Linked DNA regions of Homo sapiens: all the other regions are linked to region 2. The links are chromatin loops, found by intact Hi-C in ENCODE. Cell type or tissue: CD4-positive, alpha-beta T cell. All regions are shown on one strand. Links, peaks and the distances in the headings refer to the core of each region. The heading gives the core; the rest is flanking DNA. Region 1 holds the start of NUP133 (nucleoporin 133). Region 2 holds the start of COG2 (component of oligomeric golgi complex 2). Region 3 overlaps TRIM67 (tripartite motif containing 67).

Evidence for each region. Peaks named below come from ENCODE experiments on the same cell type or tissue, not always from the same donor. Only the 100,000 strongest peaks of a DNase experiment are listed, where the experiment ranks them.
Region 1: it touches region 2 in a loop (11-fold over the local background); 3 of 110 quality-filtered maps call a loop at or near these places.
Region 3: it touches region 2 in a loop (5-fold over the local background); 25 of 110 quality-filtered maps call a loop at or near these places.

What each region holds. Positions count from the first base shown.
Region 1 is chr1:229,505,814-229,513,009 of GRCh38, reverse strand. It overlaps NUP133 (nucleoporin 133), which reads left to right and starts at 4,669. Exons shown (of 26, transcript NM_018230.3): 1 at 4,669-4,942; 2 at 6,852-6,970. The coding sequence starts at 4,761. It overlaps NUP133-DT (NUP133 divergent transcript), which reads right to left and starts at 4,580. Exons shown (of 3, transcript NR_110630.1): 1 at 4,331-4,580; 2 at 2,770-2,886. RefSeq lists silencers at 3,514-3,808, 4,749-4,978 and an enhancer at 4,579-4,698. In CD4-positive, alpha-beta T cell, for the core only: no CTCF peak of the experiment used is centred there; a DNase peak (open chromatin) is centred at 4,629; H3K4me3 peaks cover 1,858 bases; H3K27ac peaks cover 1,685 bases.
Region 2 is chr1:230,637,771-230,644,638 of GRCh38, reverse strand. It overlaps COG2 (component of oligomeric golgi complex 2), which reads right to left and starts at 2,158. Exons shown (of 18, transcript NM_007357.3): 1 at 1,961-2,158. The coding sequence starts at 2,032. It overlaps LOC124904545 (a long non-coding RNA gene), which reads left to right and starts at 3,942. Exons shown (of 2, transcript XR_007066935.1): 1 at 3,942-4,345; 2 at 4,522-6,180. RefSeq lists silencers at 492-611, 2,225-2,364 and an enhancer at 1,915-2,134. In CD4-positive, alpha-beta T cell, for the core only: CTCF peaks have their summits at 2,094 and 2,293 (motif pointing left); DNase peaks (open chromatin) are centred at 1,948 and 2,278; H3K4me3 peaks cover 2,138 bases; H3K27ac peaks cover 587 bases; H3K27me3 peaks cover 347 bases.
Region 3 is chr1:231,208,085-231,215,280 of GRCh38, reverse strand. It overlaps TRIM67 (tripartite motif containing 67), which reads right to left. Exons shown (of 10, transcript NM_001004342.5): 8 at 6,031-6,334; 9 at 1,304-1,466. Among named protein-coding and RNA genes, the nearest start is that of TRIM67-AS1, 24 kb to the right of the region's middle. RefSeq lists enhancers at 1-320, 3,356-3,415, 3,536-3,945. In CD4-positive, alpha-beta T cell, for the core only: CTCF peaks have their summits at 3,555 and 3,756 (motif pointing right); a DNase peak (open chromatin) is centred at 3,730; H3K4me3 peaks cover 781 bases.

The DNA of each region.
Region 1 (7,196 bases), core at 1,810-6,809, 1.1 Mb after region 2:
TTTTTTTTTTTTGGAGACGGAGTCTCACTCTGTGGCCCAGGCTGGAGTGCAGTGGTGCAATCTCAGCTCACTGCAACCTCCGCCTCCTGGATTCAAGTGATTCTTCTGCCTCAGCCTCCCGAGTGGCTGGGACTACAGGCACGCACCACCACGCCCCGCTACTTCCTGTATTTTTAGTAGAGATGGGGTTTCACCATATTGGCCAGGCTGGTCTCGAACTCCTGACCTCGTGATCTGCCCGCCTCGGCCTCCCAAAGTGCTAGGATTACAGACGTGAGCTACTGTGCCTGGCTAATTTTTGTATTTTTAGTAGAGACAGGGTTTCACCATGTTGGTCAGGCTGGTCTTGAACTCCTGACCTTGTGATCCACCCACCTCAGTCTCCCAAAGTGCTGGGATTACGGGCGTTAGCCACTGCACCCAGCCTATTTACTTTTTGAGATGGAGTCTCACTCTGTCACTCAGGCTGGAGTACAGTGGCACAATATCAGCTCACTGCAACCTCCGCCTCCCAGGTTCAAGTGATTCTCCTGCCTCAGCCTCCCAAGTAGCTGGGACTACAGATGCGCACCACCACACATGGCTAATTTTTGTATTTTTAGTAGAGACAGGATTTCGCCATGTTGGCCAGGCTGGTCTCAAACTACTGACCTCAGGTGATCTGCCCTCATTGGCCTCCCAAAGTGCTGGGATTACAGGTGTGAGCCACCACCCCCAGCCTCTAACATTCCTTTATTAAATTCTTTTAACTACCTAGCCTGAGGGTACCATCTGTTTTCTCTATGATTTTTTTTTTGAGACAGTCTTGATATATATATATATAATTATACTTTAAGTTCTAGGGTACAGGTGCACAACGTGCAGGTTTGTTACATATGTATACATGTGCCATGTTGGTGTGCTGCACCCATTAACTCGTCATTTACGTTAGGTATATCTCCTAATGCTATCCCTCTCCCCTCCCCCCACCCCACAACAGGCCCTGGTGTGTGATGTTCCCCTTCCTGTGTCCAAATGTTCTCATTGTTCAATTCCCACCTATGAGTGAGGACACGCGGTGTTTGGTTTTTTGTCCTTGCGATAGTTTGCTGAGAATGATGGTTTCCAGTTTCATCCAAGTCCCTACAAAGGACATGAACTCATCCTTTTTTATGGCTGCATAGTATTCCATGGTGTATATGTGCCACATTTTCTTAATCCAGTCTATCATTGTTGGACATTTGGGTTGGTTCCAAGTCTTTGCTATTGTGAGTAGTGCCACAATAAACCTACGTGTGCACGTGTCTTTATAGCAGCATGATTTATATTCCTTTGGGTATATACCCAGTAATGGGATGGCTGGGTCAAATGGTATTTCTAGTTCTAGATCCCAGAGGAATCGCCACACTGACTTCCACAATGTTTGAACTAGTTTACAGTCCCACCAACAGTGTAAAAGTGTTCCCATTTCTCCACATCCTCTCCAGCACCTGCTGTTTCCTGATTTTTTAATGATCTCCATTCTAACTGGTGTGAGATGATATCTCATTGTGGTTTTGATTTGCATTTCTTGCTCTGTCACCCAGGCTGGAGGGCAGTGGCGCCATCACAGCTCACTGCAACCTCCACCTTCCTGGCTCAAGCAATTCCCCAGCCTCAGCCTCCCACGTAGCTAGGATTACAGGCACACACCACCATGCCCAGCTAATTTTTTTGTATTTTTAGTAGAGATGGGGTTTCATCATGTTAGCCAAACTGGTCTTGAACTCCTGACCTCAGGCAATCCACCTGCCTGGGCCTCCCAAAGTGCTGGAATTACAGGTGTGAGCCACCACGCCTGGCCTTCTCTAGGATCTTATTTGACAGAGCCTACAAGGCCCTTCATGGTCTCTCCTTATTTCTCCAATTCCCTTTACTTTTAGTCTTTCAGGTTGATTTGTTTGTTTAAAGTCTCTGGCTCTAATCCCAGCTACTCAGAAGGCTGAGGCTTGAGGATCACTTAAGACCCGGAGTTTGAGACCAGCCTGGGAAATATAGCAAGACCCCATTTTTTAATTGTATTTTTTTTAGAATTTAAAATAAAATTTCTTGGGGAGACAGGGTCTTGCTATGTTGCCCAGGGGCTGGTCTTGAACTACTAGCCTCAAGCCATCCTCCCACACCTTAGCCTTGCAAGGTGCCGGGATTAGAGACGTGAGCCACTATGCCTGGCCGTGAGACCCCATTTCTAAAAATATATATATAAATAAAAAATAGGCAGGTGTGGTGGTACATGCCCATGGTCCCAACTCAGAGGCTGAGGCAGGAGGATCACTGAAGCCCAGAAGGTTAAGGATGTGGTGAGCTTTGATCACGCCACTGCACTCCAGCCTGAGCAACAGAGTAAGACCCAATCTCTAGAAAAATCATAAAGTAAAATAAGAATAAATAAAGTTCCTAGAATGCACCAAGTCCTTTGCTGCTTCAGGACCTTTGGCCAAGGATCCTCTGCCTGAAACATTCTTCCTCCTATTCTCTTATGCTTCATGTCTCAGGTTAAACGTCCTTTTCTCCCAGAGACCTTTATAGACCTCCATGCAAAAATAGGTAGCCCCAGTGATTCTCTCTCATACACTTTGCTCTTTTATTTCATAGTACACATCTCAGCTTGTAGCTGGATATTTGTGTTCATTTTTTCAGTGTCTGTCTTTCTCATTGGTCTGTAATCTCCATGAGGGTAGGACCCATGGGCTTTGTTTAGTTATAAGCCTTAGCAATTATCACATAGCCTGGCACATGGTAGGTACTCACTAAATCCATAACGAATGGATGACTTTTAGTGCTGTCTGCTTACTATCCTTCAATAGCCATACATTTGGACTCCAGGCAAGTTCTTGCTCAAAGGTGGCTGACAAGTCATTCTAGCTCCTGCAAACAACAGCTTTTACATTAGGATGCTGGGGAAACCACTAACCAGTCCAACAAAGCACAAGAATAAAATTGATCCCACCAATCCTCTCAGACACAACTATTAATACTCTCTATTGCCTATTTCACACCCCTCCTTGTAAGAATGAAACAGGGAGGAAATGCACTGGGCTCTCAGAGCTATAAGACTCAACAAGCTGCCAAGTTGGGTTAGACACCCAGGTGGGAGAAGGAGTAAAGCAGCTAGCCTATGTAACCTTGGCAAGATGACTGCTCAGATGCCACTGGTGCATAGATAGATGACTGGCTTCCCAGGGGAATGTCAACAACTGACACCCACACTGTGGTCTCCCACATGTGAATACGTCAATGTTTACTTAACCATTCCCTTATTTCAACACACGTTGAATGAAAGTCTACTATGTGTCTGTTACTGTGTGCCACAAAGGTAACAAAGTCACTGCTCTTGCTGTCAAGACATTTAAAAGGAAGTACTTGACAGACAATTATGAAAACAAACTATTATGCAGGATAAAAATACAGTCTACACACAGGAGCAGAGAGGACAAAGGATAAGGGGGACCTAATCCTGTGGAAGGTTTCACTGAGAAGGCAGCACAGAACTAACTTGATGCGGAAGGTAGGCGCCTTCTGGACCAACAAGGCAGGGAGTGCATTCCAGGTGAGAGAAACATGGACATGGGCACTGGAGGGAGATTTGGGTTTTTAAGTTCTCGGAATGTGGAGTGCAAGTGGGAAGTGCTGGAAGTACAACACGGACGGAAAAGCCAACCTGACTTAGATCACATAGGACCTTGCAAAGGAGCTTAGCAAATAACCTACTGGCAATGGTCAGCCACTGAAGCATTTACAGGCCCAAGAGCAGCATTACGTTTGCCTTAATTCATTGTGTTGGCAGTGAGAAGATAGAGTGGAGGAAGACTAGACACAGGTAAGGAACCCTCTCCCCATCTCCCCTACTCCCTCCCGCTGGCAGAAGAGGCTACGCAGTGGTTGAGGGAAAGGTAAGTACCAGAACCAGGGCAGAGGCAGTGCAAATGTGTGATCTAGTACAGACACGTAGGACCTTACAACGTATACCATGATCTTAGGGTGGAGGTAGGTGTGAGGGATGACTGCAGATAGAGCTCTTCTCTTTGCCTTGGACAACTGGCCAGTTTTACCAAGCTGGAACAGAGATGGTGGTAGGAGAGGGGTCCTAAAGGAAAACATGAATGCGCTTTTCATAAGTGGATTGTGAGGAGTTCGCAGGACTTCCAGCTGAAATTGTCCCCTAGGGAGCTGAATGATAGGGGTCTGGGGGTTTTGAGCTGGATCCAGGTTAGAGACACGGATTTGTGGCGTCATCAGCGTGGATGAGACTGCGCAAAGTTGAATGGGAAAATGGCAAACCTAGAAAACAACAAATATCACAGTGCGATACCAGTGTCAGCTTTACGGCTTTTCTCCGTCCTCAGCTTGGAATGAGGAACATCTTTCATTTCACAAGAGGTTCAGGAACTACCAGTGTGAAAAGAGGCTACGTTCAAGCTGCTGGAGGGCCAGTTCCACCTAGGCGCAGTCAAGAAGGGCGCCTGGCTTTCCGGCTTCACGTCCCTGGAAGCTCGGCACTGCAGCGGTTCTAGATCTGGGGCCGCCGGCTGCCTTCCCGACCTACCTCGCTGACTGGGCACCGCCCTTAACGTCACGATCCCGCCCCCGCCAGCGCTCCGACCACAACCCGCGGGAGCCATTGCGTTTGACGTCATCATCGCGCGCCATCTCTTCCCTTAGGTGTTTAAGTTCCGCGCGCAGGCCAGGCTGCAACCTGACGGCCAGATCCCTCGCTGTCCTAGTCGCTGCTCCTTGGAGTCATGTTCCCAGCCGCCCCTTCTCCGCGGACCCCGGGTACCGGGTCCCGAAGGGGCCCGCTGGCCGGACTCGGGCCCGGCTCCACGCCCCGGACGGCTAGCAGGAAGGGTCTGCCCCTGGGGTCTGCAGTCAGCTCCCCAGTGCTCTTCTCGCCGGTCGGCCGGCGTAGCTCGCTAAGCTCGCGGTAAGTGATCTCCCTGGTTGGGTCTGGCAACCAACAGCCTCACGGGCCGCAGTGGGCCGGATAGGTTGTTGTCTTTAGAAGCCTTTGGAACCGGGGCGGCGGAATAGAATGCCACAGTATTGGAAAATAGACCTTTTCCACTGCTGCAGGTAGTATCTGCTTCGTTTTGATTATCAGTTGATCAGTTGATTCCCCACTTTGCATTTTTCATGGATACCTTTGTGCAGAAGTGAAGTACAAACTGGATTTGCATCAGTGTTTACCTACTTCCCACCTACTACCCGTGTGATCTGGTGTAAGTCACTCGTGATTTTCTTCATCTGTGAAATGGCGATAATATATCTCACCTGAGCCAGAGGAGTTATTATGAATTGCCACGATGCAGATGTAAGGTGATGGTGATAATGAGGACCTACAACCCTGAAAGATCATTGTTTAATGCCTAACATACCAACTGACATTAATATCTGATGATTGGTAATTAAAGGGTTTCTAGCTACGGAATTTAACTTTCTAGGTAAATTATAAGGAAAAGGCTTTACATAAGTGAGCTAAGAGTACTGTGATAGTTTAGTTACTAAAACTGCTCGTTTGGAGCACCAGTAAAATCATCACACACACACACCCCTCCCCACCCCCAACACACACCATGTTCATAATTAACCTAAAACTTTAGTGTTTCTGCATAGTTTTCTCTGAATTCATCTATAAAAAATGAATTTTTCCCTGCAGGAAACACAAAGTATTGTGTCTTGAAATTATGGTTAAAATTTATCTGTAAAATTTTTCAGTACTTTAAAGGAGAAGTGGTTTTGAAAGAATACACTGTATCTTTGACTTTTTTTGGCATATTTTGAAAAGTTCTTTTCAAAGTGCTGATCTTGTCAGTGTTTTCTATTCCTTTTGCGAAAAGTTGGAGAATAAAAGCATACTTTATTTACTGTGTGTTGTTTTATTTAAATCTCTTCTTGTGATCATTTGAAGAAAAACCTTTGTTATCCTCTGTCAGGAAACAAAGCCCTTAGCCCTTCTGTATGTGCATCTTCTCATTTAATTCTCGTGATAAGACATAGACTACCTTTTATTCTGGTGACTTTACAATATTCTAAATGTTAAGAGGGTGAGCAAGAAATAAAGTTTTTACTGTGATATCTGCTGTTGAGGACCATGTAACAGCTGATGCTCGTAACCTGTTCGATTTCTTGCTTGGTTGTACAGATCTGATAGTTTTTTTTTTTTTTTTTTTAAAGAGACAGGGTCTCACTCTCTGTCGCCCAGGCTACAGGCTGGTGCCACAATGCCCGGCTAATTTAAAATTTTTTTTGTAGAGACAAGGTCTTGCCACGTTCCCCAGGCTGGTCTTGAACTCCTGGTCTCAAGCAGTCTTCCCGCTTCGGCCTCCCAAAGTGCTGAGATTATAGACATGAGCCACTGCTCCGGCCAGGTCTGGTGGACTCTTAAGCACCTAAAGCTAGATGAGCTTAAATCTCATCTAAGCCAATATTTATAAAATGTATTTGACCACAACATATGGTAAAAGCTGATGTTTTATATTCTGTCTTTCAAAAATGTTGAGATCTGCAAAATGACCCGCTGTTTGAAAAAAAAAAAAAAAAAACACTGGTCTAGTTAAGCCTTATTTCACAGCTAAGGAGGCAGAATTATAAGGAGTTTAAGTGAATACAGGCATGCATTTCAATACTAGAGTCTATGGGATTGAAGCCAAGTTTTCCTAAATCCTGTTTTGTTTTTTTTTTACATGAAAAATATTACATTTAATTACATGGTAAATATGAGCCAGTGTTAATTTTTTTCAAAGAACTCCTTACTGTGAAAATATATACATAAAAAATTAGGATAATGGAGAATTTTAAGTTACAAGTAAGGTAATATAGACTCTTTTCTTTAGGGGAACACCAACACGAATGTTCCCACACCACTCCATAACTGAGTCTGTGAACTATGATGTGAAAACGTTTGGATCTTCTCTTCCTGTTAAAGTCATGGAAGCCCTAACATTGGCTGAAGGTAGGTGTCATCTTTCCATTTACCTATATTAGCAGTTTAAAATGGAGCCTAGATGTGGCATAGAGATTAAATTTATGTTTTCTCTAGTATACCTTTACGTAAATGGTGAGAGATGGGTGGCCTGTCTAGTGTTTTTTTATTTTTATTTTTTCGAGACAGAGTCTCACTCTGTCACCCAGGCTGGAGTGCAGTGGTGTGATCTCAGCTCACTGCAACCACCACCTCC
Region 2 (6,868 bases), core at 1-5,000:
TAAACACAGTTTCCCATCAACACCAGAAGAGACGTAATACCAGAAGAGAGGTAATAACAGAAGAGAGTGGATTTCAAGCAACTTTAAATCTGGATTTTCAAGCAATCTCAAATCTCCCAATGCAAATGTCATATCCCAACTTTCTCACACGTACAAAACCTATCCAATTACAAAATGTGCTGAATGAGACACAAACATAGAAATATAGCCTGGACAAGTGTTCCAACCATCCTTTCTGCCATGGAAGTGCAACTTATATGTAGTTTTATATGTTTAAGGCAACACAAATTGCAAATAACCTTTATCTTCAAGCTCCACCTAAAAAATCAACAAAATTTTACACAGAACAGCTGTTCTATGTATTTTCTTCTATGTATGTTGTCACTTTTATAAGCACTACAAAATGTACCGCATATTCACAGAGCCACGAAATATGCAATTGCTGGCATTCCAGCCACCACCCCAGTTTGCACTCTAAGTTCTATTTTAGAACTTGTATTTCTGTGATTTCACTTCCTGAAGCTGCATTTACCAAAGGCATTCTGTCAACTCAGAGTGGGAAAGGTGGTGGGGCTAGTGAGTCAGAGAAGATGCTGGTGTTGAGCCTTAAGAAGTCAAGAGATGGACAAACTGAGATTATTCTGTACTCTGAGATTCTTGACGTCAACAAGGCCCCTGATCTCCGTGTATGGCCTTTCCTCTTCCAGGGCACCTCTCCCCAGCATGTACCCTTAGCTGTTTCTTTCTACCCTCATTTCAGGGTAGCTCTTAGCCAGTAGGCAAAACGAAGGGTTTCTGGATCAATGAGTTGATTCTGTACATTCTTTGAGACATCCTAATGAAGTTACACCTTTTAGTACAGTGGTCTAATAGGAATATCACTTACAAGAATAAGGTACATTATTCCTGGGTATAGATAAGTCCTACATACGAAAAATGATATGGTCACACTGGAGAAGATACAGATCTACTTTAAAAAAAAACAGCTTTGGAGATGTAATCTGAATGCAAATATTATCAAAAAGAGATAGGCTAATTAATCTAGAAAACATTATGTCACCAAGAAAGGCAGAGTAAGATTTCAACTCACTTGCTCAAAATTGTAGATGTCTACTAACCAGCTAAAACTTTTCGCTTTTTAACACTGAAAGCAGCTACTAAAAGGTGTCAAAAATCCTAGTCCTCAGGAAATTAAATAGAAACATTTTTTGAATGGCTTAAGTGCAGACCCAGAGGGATACACCAAGTAGGAGCAAAGCTCCTCCCAGCTCTCACTCAAAGCCTGGCCATTTTCAAGGCTGTGCCTGATGAACTTTATCATCAGTGAAGTGTTTTCAGTTTATATTTCTTTTCTCTAAGTTTATGACCTACAACTACCAACTTCTTCAAATGCATCACGTAAAAAGTAGAGCAACTTCTTTAAAGAGTAATGGTTTGCTTTGTCGTACTGCAATAGTCGGTAAGAATGTTCTAAGCTTCTAAATATCCCATTCTGGAAGCTTTAGCTGAATGTTAAGCAAAACTTCAGATTAAGTTCTTTTTCTTTCCGACCCGAGTCCCTAGGAAAGTACGTGGGCTTGGAGATTTATTCAACACACACTTAATGAGCTCCAAGGCCCCGGTCCACAAGCTTCTTTCCGACAAGGGGACTGGCAATCTGACTGCACTGCATGGTAACAGGAACGGGTAACAGTGGCTTTGACATGCAGCTCAAAACCACTTGCCCAGAACTTTCAGGCCTTTCCATGTAACACGCACGATTTTACAGAAGTGCTTTCTCCAGGCTGCACCCGCCAAACCTGACGCCAAAAGACTCATTGCGAAGTGCAGCGAGGTCTCGGCGGAGGACCTGACACTGAGCGTGCGCAGGCAGGAGCAGCCGACCGAAGAGACCGCCACAGAGGGCACAGGGCAGAGGCACCCTCATGGCCCGGCTCCGGGGAGCGGACGCCGCGCGCACCTTCATGAACTCGTCCTTGTCGAAGCAGAGCGTGTCCGGCCCCTTGGGCAGGTTCATCCTACTTTTCTCCATCCCGCCGGCCACCGCCTCTCAGTGCCAAGATCCAAGCGAGAAAACGCAGGAGGCTGCGCAGACCGACTCGGCGGCCGCGGCCACCGCCAGTTTCCACGGCACAGGGGGGTCCGCTTCCGCCAACATGGCAGCGCCCGCGCCGCGGCCAATGAACGACGGCACCGCAAGCCGGCCTGCGCCTGGCTCTGGCCAAGAGGGGCGCGGGGGCCGCCGCTGCTGCACGGGTAGGCCGTGCTGCCCTCATGTGGCGGAGGGCGGTACTGCAGCCTCGCGCGGGCTCCTGCAAGGCTGCCCACCTCCCTAGGAGGCGTGGCTGAGCTGCAGGGGTGGGTCAAAAGGGGTGAGCGGGTCTCCCTCCCACCCCCACCGTTTCTACTGGGAAAAATTGTCCTACAACGCTTTTCCAGTGCCTTCTACCCTGAGACTGCTCTGCTTCGTTATGCATGGCCAGAAGTTGGCCCTTTGGTTCTCAGGCCCGTTTTCCAGGTTGGACGTATCACCGTGGTCGCATTCTTCACCTCCCTGTGCGCGGTCACTGCCGCTGGTGGGCGCTAACGCCTCTATGGAGACCCCCGCCCTTAGCCTCTGTCCCCACAGAGAAGTGTAGCGTCTCCTCCACTGGGCTCCGTTACTGGGAACTCATAGGGAAGAAGGTGGTCAGCTAGGCGGCTTTGGGTCCTCTGAGTAGCTCCCTGCTCAACCTCGGTCTCCGTTCCAGGTGGGCAGCCTCTGAGCGCAACTTTGGGTCTTCAAGGTGCTTAAAGGAGTGCCTCGCTATCTGATTAAACACAGCAGACAAATACATGTGCATGCACATTTATTTTTAATTTCAACCAGGAATGGACAAATTTTTGTGTTGTGGCCAGTACTGGTGCAACCAAACCAATTTCTTAGACTGTCTTCCTCCTCCTCCCCCCACCCACCCCAATTTTATTCTGAGACGTTCTTCCTTTATCTCCTCCCTTGCTTTTTTCTCCTCTTGTCCCTTCCGCTAGCTGTAAATACCGTGGTCAAATGATGATGATTCATTTTTCTTCTTTTCTCCTTGACATTCGGATGATTCAAACCACAAACCTCACTTCACACTCTTCATTCTGCAAACCTTTCCTTCCCGCTTCTGTTGAGGAATCTAGGCCTCTCTTCCCAATTTTTCTCCTTGGAGATAAGATTAACGCCATGATGGCCTGTAAAAAGGAATGGGACAGCAGAGGGTAAGACCTCACCATGAGACTTTGTATTTCAAGTATCTCAACTAGAAAACTGGTCACTTAAAAAAAAATGTAGGCGTAGAATCCAAAACGCTCTACTCCCTAGCACTGGACCTAGCAGGCCCTGTTGAAGAGCCTATTTCCTGCCAGTATCTACAGAACAGATGAACAGGATAAGAGCCGGAAGCTAGCTGGAGGATCAAAATATTCTGCCAGAGGAGCGATTGGGAAAAGTACATCCTAAGTCCCTGTTATGTTTGTTTTGCTGGAGGAAATGAAAACCTCATTTTCTGTTTAATTTTTTGTTTTCTCTTGTTATGAAAATTTTCAAGTACACAGAAGTGTGGAGAGCACAAGAACCCCACCCTATGTACTTAGCACCTCGCTTCAACCATCATCAACCTGTCTCCTCTGCCCTTCCCCACCCACCGCATCGAGACCTTCTTTTTTTGTTGTTTTATATATATATATATATACATATATATATATATTTTTTTGAGACGGAGTTTCACTGTTGTTACACATGCTGGAGTGCAATGGCATGATCTCTGCTTACCGCAACCTCCACCTCCCAGGTTCAAGCGATTCTCCTGCCTCAGCCTCCCGAGTAGCTGGGATTACAGGCATGTGCCACCATGCCTGGCTAATTTTGTACTTTTAGTAGAGATGGTGTTTCTCCCTGTTGGTCAGGCTGGTCTCGAACCCCTGACCTCAGATGATCCACCCGCCTCAGCCTCCCAAAGTGCTAGGTTTACAGGCATGAACCACTGAGTCCAGCCCTTTTATTGGAATATGTTTTAAAGCAAATTCTAAACACCATATCATTTCCTATCCCCTAATACCTCAGTTTACGCATCAAAAGAAGAAAAAAAAACCCTGACATTTTGTAACACCTAACAAAACCAGCAATTCCAATAACCAATCTATAGTGGCTCTGAAAGGTGGGCCTTTATCCCAAGGTCACACTGTTAATAAGTGGCAAGTTGCAAACCCAGGCAGCCTGGCTTCAAAGCCCAGTACCAAGGCACGGGAGAGGATGCTGGACAGATGAAACAAAGATGTCTGCAACCCTGCCTTCTCTTTCGAGGCTCTGCAGGAAGTCTAGGTAAGCTGGAACTTGAACTCTTTCTTTCTTCACTGTAATTCCCTTCTGACATTGTTCCTGGGACTTTAGAAATAAAATGAACCTGAATTTGTACAGACTGGGCTTATCTTGAGGATGCTAAAGGGATTAAGTGGCAACAGCGATGGAGGGTCCCTGCTGCCTGCTGTCCTCCCTAGATTCAGAAGGGAACCATCAGGACCCCATGGAGTGGGCTGCGGCTTGGAGACACAGATAGTGGTGCAGACCACCACAGCCAGGCGCAACAAGAAAGACTTCAATGCTAGCATCATAATCTACAGAGGACAAACGCAAGAGAGAAAGCCTACACCTGCCCAGAGGACATGGCCCTGGGTTTCCACTCAGAGCTGATGTTCAACTGGCACACAGTATTTCAGCTGTGCTACTTGGTAAATATTGCAACATCTCAAAGGTTGGTGAATGGCCTCTGTACAGAATCTGCTGCTGCCCTGACCCCTACCTTGGCCTCATGATCCAGCCATTAGAGGGTTACTGCCTGGCTTAGCGGGGCTCCTCTAGCCAGCTTCTGATTGGCTAGTGTCTGTGCTGTTAAATATTTGTCTGCTGTTAAATATTTGAATGTCATCTCTGGTAGTGATACTTATTTCATAGTATTTGCAGGAAGAGAAAATTTAAAAGTGCATATAAAGCACCTGCCTAATCAATGCAAGACATAATATGGAGTCTTTTTACCTGAGTTTTTCCCCCTTTGTTGATCTGTAACTTTCTTCAAAATGAGACTTTAGTTGGCACATTTTTCCATCTTTTTCAGTCTCTCCCCTAATTTCATCCTTTCTTGGCTTTTCTTTATAAAGCATGCACCTGCTACTTCATTTCTAAGTAAATATTAATCCCCCTTTGACTTTGCATCTCTGGAAAATTTTTAGTTCCCTGTTTTCAGTGGCATTGTGAGAGGTCCCATTTTTTTCTTCCCACTCTCCCCTATTTATAGGCTCCACATTTTTGGCAGGTTTGCTATAGAACACTCAAAAATTGCAAGGGGAAATATTATGCTCAGGAAATCATAGGAGCATTTTCTCTAGTAATCATCACCAAGTTCTTATGCTGATCCTCTCCTGAACTGTTGGACTAAAGCAGCTGAATTTTCCAAAAGCAACCAGAGTCGCCCTTGTTCACTACTGAAGGATAGGAGGGTTTCCATTTTTAAACAGATCATGTGCTTGACCTGAAGGCTGAGGATACAGTCAGACGGTCCTGCATTCCTAGAGGAGGGCAGACATGGCGGTAGGGGTGGAGCAGCAGGGGACAGGGGAGACAGTCACCACCTTCAGGACCTGCACTCTGACTTGGAAAGCTCAATGAACCAACTGGGCTATTTCAACATCTTCTATATTTTGTTTATAACTCTGCCTCATTCCAGGGTGGATTTGAGGTGGTTTGGTTTGATTCGTGAACATTTCCCATGCCAATTAGAAGACATTATGTTAGGGGGGGTCCCCAATTCAGCCTCATCTCCCTCATCAACTAGGAAATGTTATAGTAATACCCAAATATACTTTCATCTATGTTTTGTAATAGACCCCACTCATAGAAATGGTAGGGATAATATCTTTTCCTTTTTAGCATTACAGGAGAAATTGTGACTTTGAAATGAACCAAGAAGGTTACAGTTGTCTTCAAAGGAAAAAGAGTCAGTCTAGCATGCCATTCCAGATGTGACTCTATGGTGTATCCTGTGCCTTTCTTGACTTTAAGCTATTTTACAACTCTGTAAGTTGTGCATAACTGATAGCAATGCAAATAATAGTAACATTTGTCTATAAACATGCAAATAAATTTTATCCTGTGAAAGTAAAGTTGACCCATCTTGCCTCAATTTCCTTTGGAAAAAGCCAGTTTTGCATATCTTAGGGAAGTTCATTCGCACATCCTTGGCTGTATATTTGTCTGCTCTTTAGATTGTCTCTTGAAGTGGTGATAACATTTTACTAGTTCTCTTGTTAAGTACTGAGTTCAAATCTTTACAAGTGTTCTTTTTATATTCGTATGAAAGTTATGATTTTAAAAAAATTATCCCTTAGCATTTCAAATCATAAACCGTGATAGGATCCTCATAAATGAAAGTGCAGAGAAATAAAATCAGAGTGAATTTTAGAATTGTCTTCTGTGTGGCCAGCACTATGACAGGGGCTAAGAATGAATGAAGCTCAAGACCCAGCCTTTGACCCTGAAGAGCTCAGAATCTGCTTAGAGAGACACGACCTTCAAGCATGATAAATGTATGCGACTCTTTCACAATTAGTGCTCCTCGGGGTTCTGCTAACCTTTCTCTTCCATGCTACCCTCTCCCACAGTCATCTCAGCTGTGCCCTTAGGGTTTCAGCTCTGGTCCACATACTCACAATTCTCCCGTCACATCTTCACCATGTGCTTCTTTCCCCCCTCCACTAGACCCATGTATAATACTACTTCACTTTGATGTCCCACTGATGCCTCAAACTCAGCATGTTCGAAATTGATTCATTATCTTTCCTGAAAGGCTTT
Region 3 (7,196 bases), core at 1,306-6,305, 570 kb before region 2:
CTGGCTCCAGGGCCATCCATGCAATAGCTCAGGGCTGCTGTGGACTGTTGAATATTACGTCCCCCAGTATTCCTAATTAAAGGCTATGTTGGTTTGCACCTCTTTCCTCATAATAAGAATCACCCAGCTGACTGGTTCCTCATTTTGCCAGAGCTGCCACAGCTGGGCAAAGTAGACGCCATCACAGGAGCACGGCTCTCACGCACTGGCTCCCGTGGTTACATATTTGTGTCTACTTTCTAGCCATGACCTTCTTTCCTTTCCTATTAAACCCATTCTATTAACTGTGAGGAATTATAGCCAACCTCTTATTTTTTGGATTAAAAAAAGCTTATCTGTTCATTGGTAGAGATGGTGTCTTGTTCATTCCCCAGGCTGGTCTCAAACTTCTGGGCTCAAGCGATTCTCCTGCCATGGCCTCCCAAAGTACTGGAGTTACAGGCGTGAGCCACCATGTCAGGCCAAGCCTAAGCCTATCTTTTTTTTTTTTTTTTTTTTTTTTGAGATGAAGTCTCGCTCTATCACCCAGGCTGGAGTGCAGTGGTGCGATCTCGGCTCACTGGAAGCTCCGCCTCCCGGGTTCATGCCATTCTCCTACCTCAGCCTCCTGAGTAGCTGGGACTACAGGCACCCGCTACCATGCCCAGCTATTTTTTTTTTGTATTTTTAGTAGAGACAGGGTTTCACCGTGTTAGCCAGGATGGTCTCGATCTCCTGACCTCGTGATCCGCCTGCCTTGGCCTCCCAAAGTGCTGGGATTACAGGCGTAAGCCACCGCGCCCGGCCATAAGCCTATCTTTTAGGTTGCCACAAATCCCTTTTGCAAATGAGTAGAGGATCGAATCGATCAATCAGTGATTGATGTAGACTCCTCAATATTCAGGGCCACAAAACAGGACCTTGCTCCCCACACTCCAACTCCCCATCCCAAGGGGAGGAGGACTCTACTAAGACGAAGGATGGCACCTCCGTGTTTCTCCCTTCCTCACACCCTCCTGGGCTCTCATTCTTGTCTCTCTCTGTTTCAGGCCTCCTGAGCTACCAGCACTCCCCAGGGACTGAGCTCAGTCCTGAGGTCTGCGTCTCCAGAAGCTGCCACCTTAGGGCCCCTGGGTGTCCCAAGTGAACAGGTTAGAACGGAACGCCTCCAGGAAATGTCCAAGGCAGGCCAGTTGATAAGCTCTGTCTGGGAAGGCTCTGTGGTCAGCTTCTTTATGGCCCACTCTGCCCAAGGGCACTGCAGAGACCTGTGGCAAACAGTTGGGAGCAGCCAGACCAGGTCCGGCCCTGGGGAGGTGTGTACCTGCACGTTGCGGTTGAGGCTGAGGGCTGGCATGAAGACCCCGTCCACGTGGCTGAAGGCTGTGGGGCCCTGCTGCTGCCCGTTGATGAAGAAGGTGAGAGTGTGCTTATTCAGGTCCAGCAGCACGCCCACGGTGGCCCCCTTGCACACGCCACCTTCCGTCCTGGGAAGAGAGTCCCCAGGAAGACCATCACCACACCCAGCCTGGGATGTAGGTGATAACTCAGGAGAATTATTTACTTATTTAGAGACACGGTCTCACTCTGTCACCCAGGCTGGAGTGCAGTGACGCCATCTCGGTGCACAACAGCCTCGCCCTCCCAGGCTCAGGAGATCCTCCCACCTCAGCCTCCCGAGTAGCTGGGACTACAGGCGCATGACATGAGACCCAGCTAATTTTGTTTGTGTTTTTTGTAGAGATAGGAGTCTCACTATGTTACCCAGGCTGGTCTTGAACTCCTAGGCTCAAGCGATCTTCCCATTTTGGACTTCCAAAGTGCTGGGATTAAAGGCATGAGCCACTGTACCCGGCCAAGAAAATTATATATAGGATGCTGGGAACAACCTCACTTAAACATAGTCCCCAAGGTGGTGGTGAGGTGCTCTCCTGGGCACATGAGCCTTCTCTCACAGTGGACACACCTTGTTAACAGGCCATGATGAAGACTCCCCTAGAGGAACACCTCCAGGCTGTTCAACCCCCTCTTTCTGACAGCATCTGGGATCTGCGCACTAGAAAATTCGGGTTTTGATGAGAAGGTCCCATTTGAAACTGTGGAGCATGGAGAATGGGTAAGAAAGGCACCTTTTCCTGCCAAAGAAAATAACTGACTTGGCGCCCTTTTCTGTTTTAGGCAAGTGAGGATGCTGAGGTCGATGAAGATGTGGACATCCAGGCCTTCAGGAAATTTTGAAAGGCCCCTACTCAACATTGGCTCATCTTCCCAGAAACATCCTAGGGTCCCTCAAAAAGCAGCGTATGGCAGGCAGAAGGGTGCTGAAGTTGAAATCAAGTCCTCTGTCGCAGTCATTATCCCTCAGGTGACCAATAGCGGAACGTTGAGAATGTCCATTGTGCTCTTGATCAGTGTTGGCAACGTCGTACTTTGTAGGTGGTAAGAATTCACATCCACTCGGTGGAAGTGAATCTATAATAAAAGTAAGGAACATGCTCCCAAGGGGGGGCTTGGCTGACCACATCTTCTCCCATGGGCCGAATCCTGCAGACTCTCCTTCCCTTCCTTGAGGTGGTTTTTTGTTTTAGAGTGGCTGTTTCTCCCTGTGGCCCAGGCAGTGGTGCAATCATGGCTCACCGTTGCCTGGAACCCCTGGGCTCAACGGATCCTCCCACCTCAGCCTCCCGAATAGCTGGGACTGAAACGCCTAACCTTTTTACTCTAACTTGTTACTTTGAATTTTGTCCTGCTTGTCTCTTTAATCACCTAGCCTTGCTTCTCATGTAAATAAGACTCTCTCTAGCTGGGAAGGCTGGACAAACTCCAATTGACCTTTTAATTTACAAGACACTAAAGGCTCCTCACCTAACCCCCTTCCGTAAGGAGTTGGCCTGGGTAAACAGATCCTCAGCATTTCAAAAGAGCCCAATTAACTGATAAGGTACTAACACCAACAATGTATGAAGTTCTTAGGATTTTTCTCTAAGAGATAACAACATAAAACCTTGAGTTCGTGTCCGGCATAGACCTTATATCTAATTATAATGAAAGATTTAGAACCTTGCACCTGGTACCGTTGCTCTTCTTGTAACTATTTGTCTTTCAAGTTGTTTATCTCTCTGTAACTATTTTGCTTCTTTTGATTCTTGCATGTTTTTACTTCTGTAGAATTATTACATTTGAGTCCCCCTCCCCTTCCTAAACCTAAGTATAAAAGTTAATCGAGCTCGTTACTCGTGGCCGAGAGAATTTTGAGCATTAGCTGTCTCTTTGGCCACCGGCTTAATAAAGGACTCTTAATTCGTCTCAAAGTGTAGCGTTTCCTTAACTCGCCTAGGTACAACAGGACTACAGGCACACACCATGCCCGGCTAATTTTTAAATTATTTTATAGAGACGAGGGCCTCACTATGTTGCCCATGCTGGTCTTGGACTCCTGGGCTCAAGGGATCCTCCTGCCTCAGCCTCCTGAGTAGCTGAGACCACAGGCTTGAGCCACCGCGCCCGCTCAGGGCTGAGGTCTTAGCCTTAACCTTAGCAGCGCCACTCTGCTAAGAAAACCATGTTTGTCCTTCCAGATTGATAATGAGTTGATCTGCTGGACGCTGCTGGTAGGGCAGAGGGAAGGTGAGCAGCGAGGATTCACGACAGGAAGTCCCGAGGAGGACTTGGTGGGCGGCCCAGACAGGTGTTTCCGGAGAAGGCAGGGTTTCCCCCGAGGGTGCCCGGGGCGGGATCCGGCAGGTGGGAGAAGGAAACTAAAACCGCACTGTTGATGCTATTTGGACACCGACCACCGGGTGGCGGTAGTGACCCATGGGAGGTGCAGGAATGAGTCCAACCTAAGCAAAGCCTCAGGCCCCCAGTCAGCTCTGGGGTCCAACTTCCCGGCTGCCTCGGCTTCCTCCCAGATAGCGCTTACCCTACCCGATCCACATCCGAGGGTGGGAGGACATGCAGACAGGGGCAGGTTCTCTCTACCTTCTCATGGCCTCACTTCCCTTCTGCTTTTCTTACTGAGGTGGCACCAAGGGGCTGTCAAAGACAGCAAAGGCCCAAGAAGTGCTCCGCAGCCCTTGGGAGGGGTGTGGTGGCCAATGGCCAGGAGAGCTGGGGAGTCTGCACCACACAAACCAAGGCTGGGGTCCTGGGCTCAACCCTGACAGTATCAACTAGCCGCGTGACCCGAGCCGTTGTCTGACCTTCCTAAGCCCAGGCTTTTTAATATATATATTAAACAAACAAACAAAATATATATATATATATATATTTTTTTTTTTTGGTAGAGAGGAGGGTCTCACTATATTGCCCAGGCTGGTCTTGAACTCCTGGGCACAAGCGATCCTCCTGCCTCGGCCTCCCAAGTAGCTGAAACTACAGGTACACAGCACCATGCCTGGCTAATTTTTAAAATTACTATTATTTACAGAGACAGGGTCTCACTAAGTTGCCCAGGCTGGTCTCAAACACCTGGGCTCAAGCAATCCTTCTGCCTCGGCCTCCTTAAGTGCTGGGATTGCAGGTGCAAGCCACCATTCCAGCCTAAGCCCCAGTTTTATAATCTGTAAAATGGCAACAATAATAGTACCTTTGCAAGGATTAAATGAGCTCAGATACATCGAGTGCTTCCTACAGCATTGAGCACAAGTAAGGGTTTGATAAATGCTTCTTGTTATCACTCCTGCCAGCAAACAGGGTATCTGGGTGCCAGTTTGGTTTAAGCAAGCAGAGACGGAGCTGATGGGCCTGGACTTGGCCCCTCTGTGGGTGGGAGGGAGAGTGGCCAGCCTGCAGTGTCCGGGCAGAGGCACAGAGCTGCCCGCCTCTTCCCCAGGACTCAGGAGAGAAGGGGCCCTGCCTACAAGCAAAGAGGCAAGCAGATGGGGTCCTGAGGGCCCTCAGGCAAGTCCCTGGCCCAGATTAGACGTGGCTTCCCTGAGAAAGAAGAAGCTGGTCCTTCCTCTGCGGGAAGGTGCCCCAGGGGCTGTTATAGGAGCTGCAGGTGGGCCCAGAGCACTGAGAGCCTCCGGGTCAATTTTGCCTGGGGCTGGGGCCCAGCGAAGTCAAGGTCAGCTCTTGAAGTTCCTCACCCCTTCCTGCTGGGGAGATGGCCCTTAGCAGACCAGGAGCAAGGCTCCATAGCAAGGAGGTGGCTTCAGGTGGCTGCAACTTGCAACTCTCCATTTCTGGCCTTGGGGATTCTTCACCCCCACGTCCATCCCCACATGCTGGCCAGGTGTGAGCACAAAATCCCTGGGAGAGGAGAAAGAGTACAGAGCTATGGTGCAGGGGTGTTGGGGGGGCACTGCCTTCTTTGTGTCTGAGGAGAGAGACCAAGGCACCCTAGAGAAGCCCAGGCCTCAGGGGCAGCCCTGGAGGACCCATCCCCATCTGCCCTCCTAACAGAGGTCCCAGTAGTTTCACAGGCCAGGACCTGAGTCTCCTGTGTCCATGCTGGTGACCCTACTCCCAGGGCCAGTCTCAGGGCAAAGCCACAGCTGTGGGCACCCTTGGCAGGCTCGTTAGTAGTGAGCACCCCAGCCATGCCCTCTGCTACTGCCCTGTCAAGGGCCCGGCCCTGCCGAGGCTCAAGCCCACATGAGACCAGGGCAGTGGCCAGGATCACTGCAGGCAAGTTAGTGGCAATGACCTGGTCACAGCTGTGAGGACACCAGCCCCAGTGGTGCCCATTAACACCCTGCAGCAACCCAAGCTTGGGTTGACAGTTGAAAAGGAAAGTGAAGCCGTACCAGAAAGAAAACTACGAGCTCCATATCCCAGCAGAGGACCACCGTGTGGCCCGCTGGGTAACTTGGGAGACCCATCTGTGCGGGTGCTGTGAGAGTCACCATAACATACCCTCATCTGGGCTGCAGGCCAGTTCTATATGGGCAGAGTGAAGGCCTCCTAGAAAATGGAGACCAAAGTGGCTGAAAATACCTCCTCTCAATTCCTCCTGGCTTTGGGGACAGCAGAAGGGACACTGGTCTTCAGGACCCTCATTCCCAAACAACCTGTGTCCACGGGAGGCAGGATGGGGCCCAATCGCACCTGTTGGTGTGGGAGTTGCAGTGCATGAACCAGCTGCGGTTGTTGTCCACATACATGGCCCAGGCCTTGTCATCCTTGCCCAGCATCATGTCCTTGACCACGCTGGCCCTGGCCACCCCGAAGGCGGGGTCTGGGTGGTTGTCGTACCGGTCCACGTGCAGCTCCCAGTAGTGCACGCCCTTGGAGAACGCAGCTGTGCCCAGCACCACCCGGTCGTCATAGCTGCTGCAGGTGGCTGTCTGGTTGTCATTGGATAAAATGATGTCCCGATGCCCAGAGTTGGGGTCAAATGTGAACCAGGCCACTAAAAAGGGAGGAGGTGAGAGGAGCAGGGTCAGGGGATGGAATTTGCTAGTAGTTTCTAACCGGCTCAGAGACACAAACACATTCGCTTCTGTTAGAAAGTCGGCACCCAGAAGTGAAGGGTCTTTCCTGTATGATTACCACACACGTGCACACACACACAAACGTACACACATGCACACACTCCCTGCTCTGTGTTCATCCAAGTTGCCAGCCCTACGAGCCTGGCCTTGCCAAGGATTTTCAGGCCTCAAAACCTCAAATCTAGATGCATTTTCTGGTCTTGGTTTCTAAAACCCTTCCAAATGCTCACAGTTAGAAATACAGGAGGAAATAGCCTGGGAGCAGTGGTCCACGCCTGTAATCCCAGCACTTTGGGAAGCCGAGGTGGGTGGATCACCTCAGGTCAGCGGTTTGAGACCAGCCTGGCCAGCATGGTTAAACTCCGTCTCTACTAAAAATACAAAAATTCGTGGCCGGGCATGGTGGTTCACACCTGTAATCCCAGCACTTTGGGAGGCCGAGGCGGGAGGATCACGAGGTCAGGAGATCAAGACCATCCTGGCTAACACAGTGAAACCCTGTCTCTACTAAAAATACAAAAAAATTAGCCGGGCGTGGTGGCAGGTGCCTGTAGTCCCAGCCACTCGGGAGGCTGAGGCAGGAGAAAGGTGTGAACCTGGGAGACAGAGCTTGCAGTGAGCCATGATCACGCCACTACACTCCAGCTTGGGCGACAGATCAAGACTCTGTCTCAAAAAAAAAAAAAAAATTCGCTGGACATGGTGGTGGGCGCCTATAGTCCCAGCTGCTTGGGAGGCTGAGGCAGGACAATCACTTGAACAGGTTGGCAGAGGTTGCAG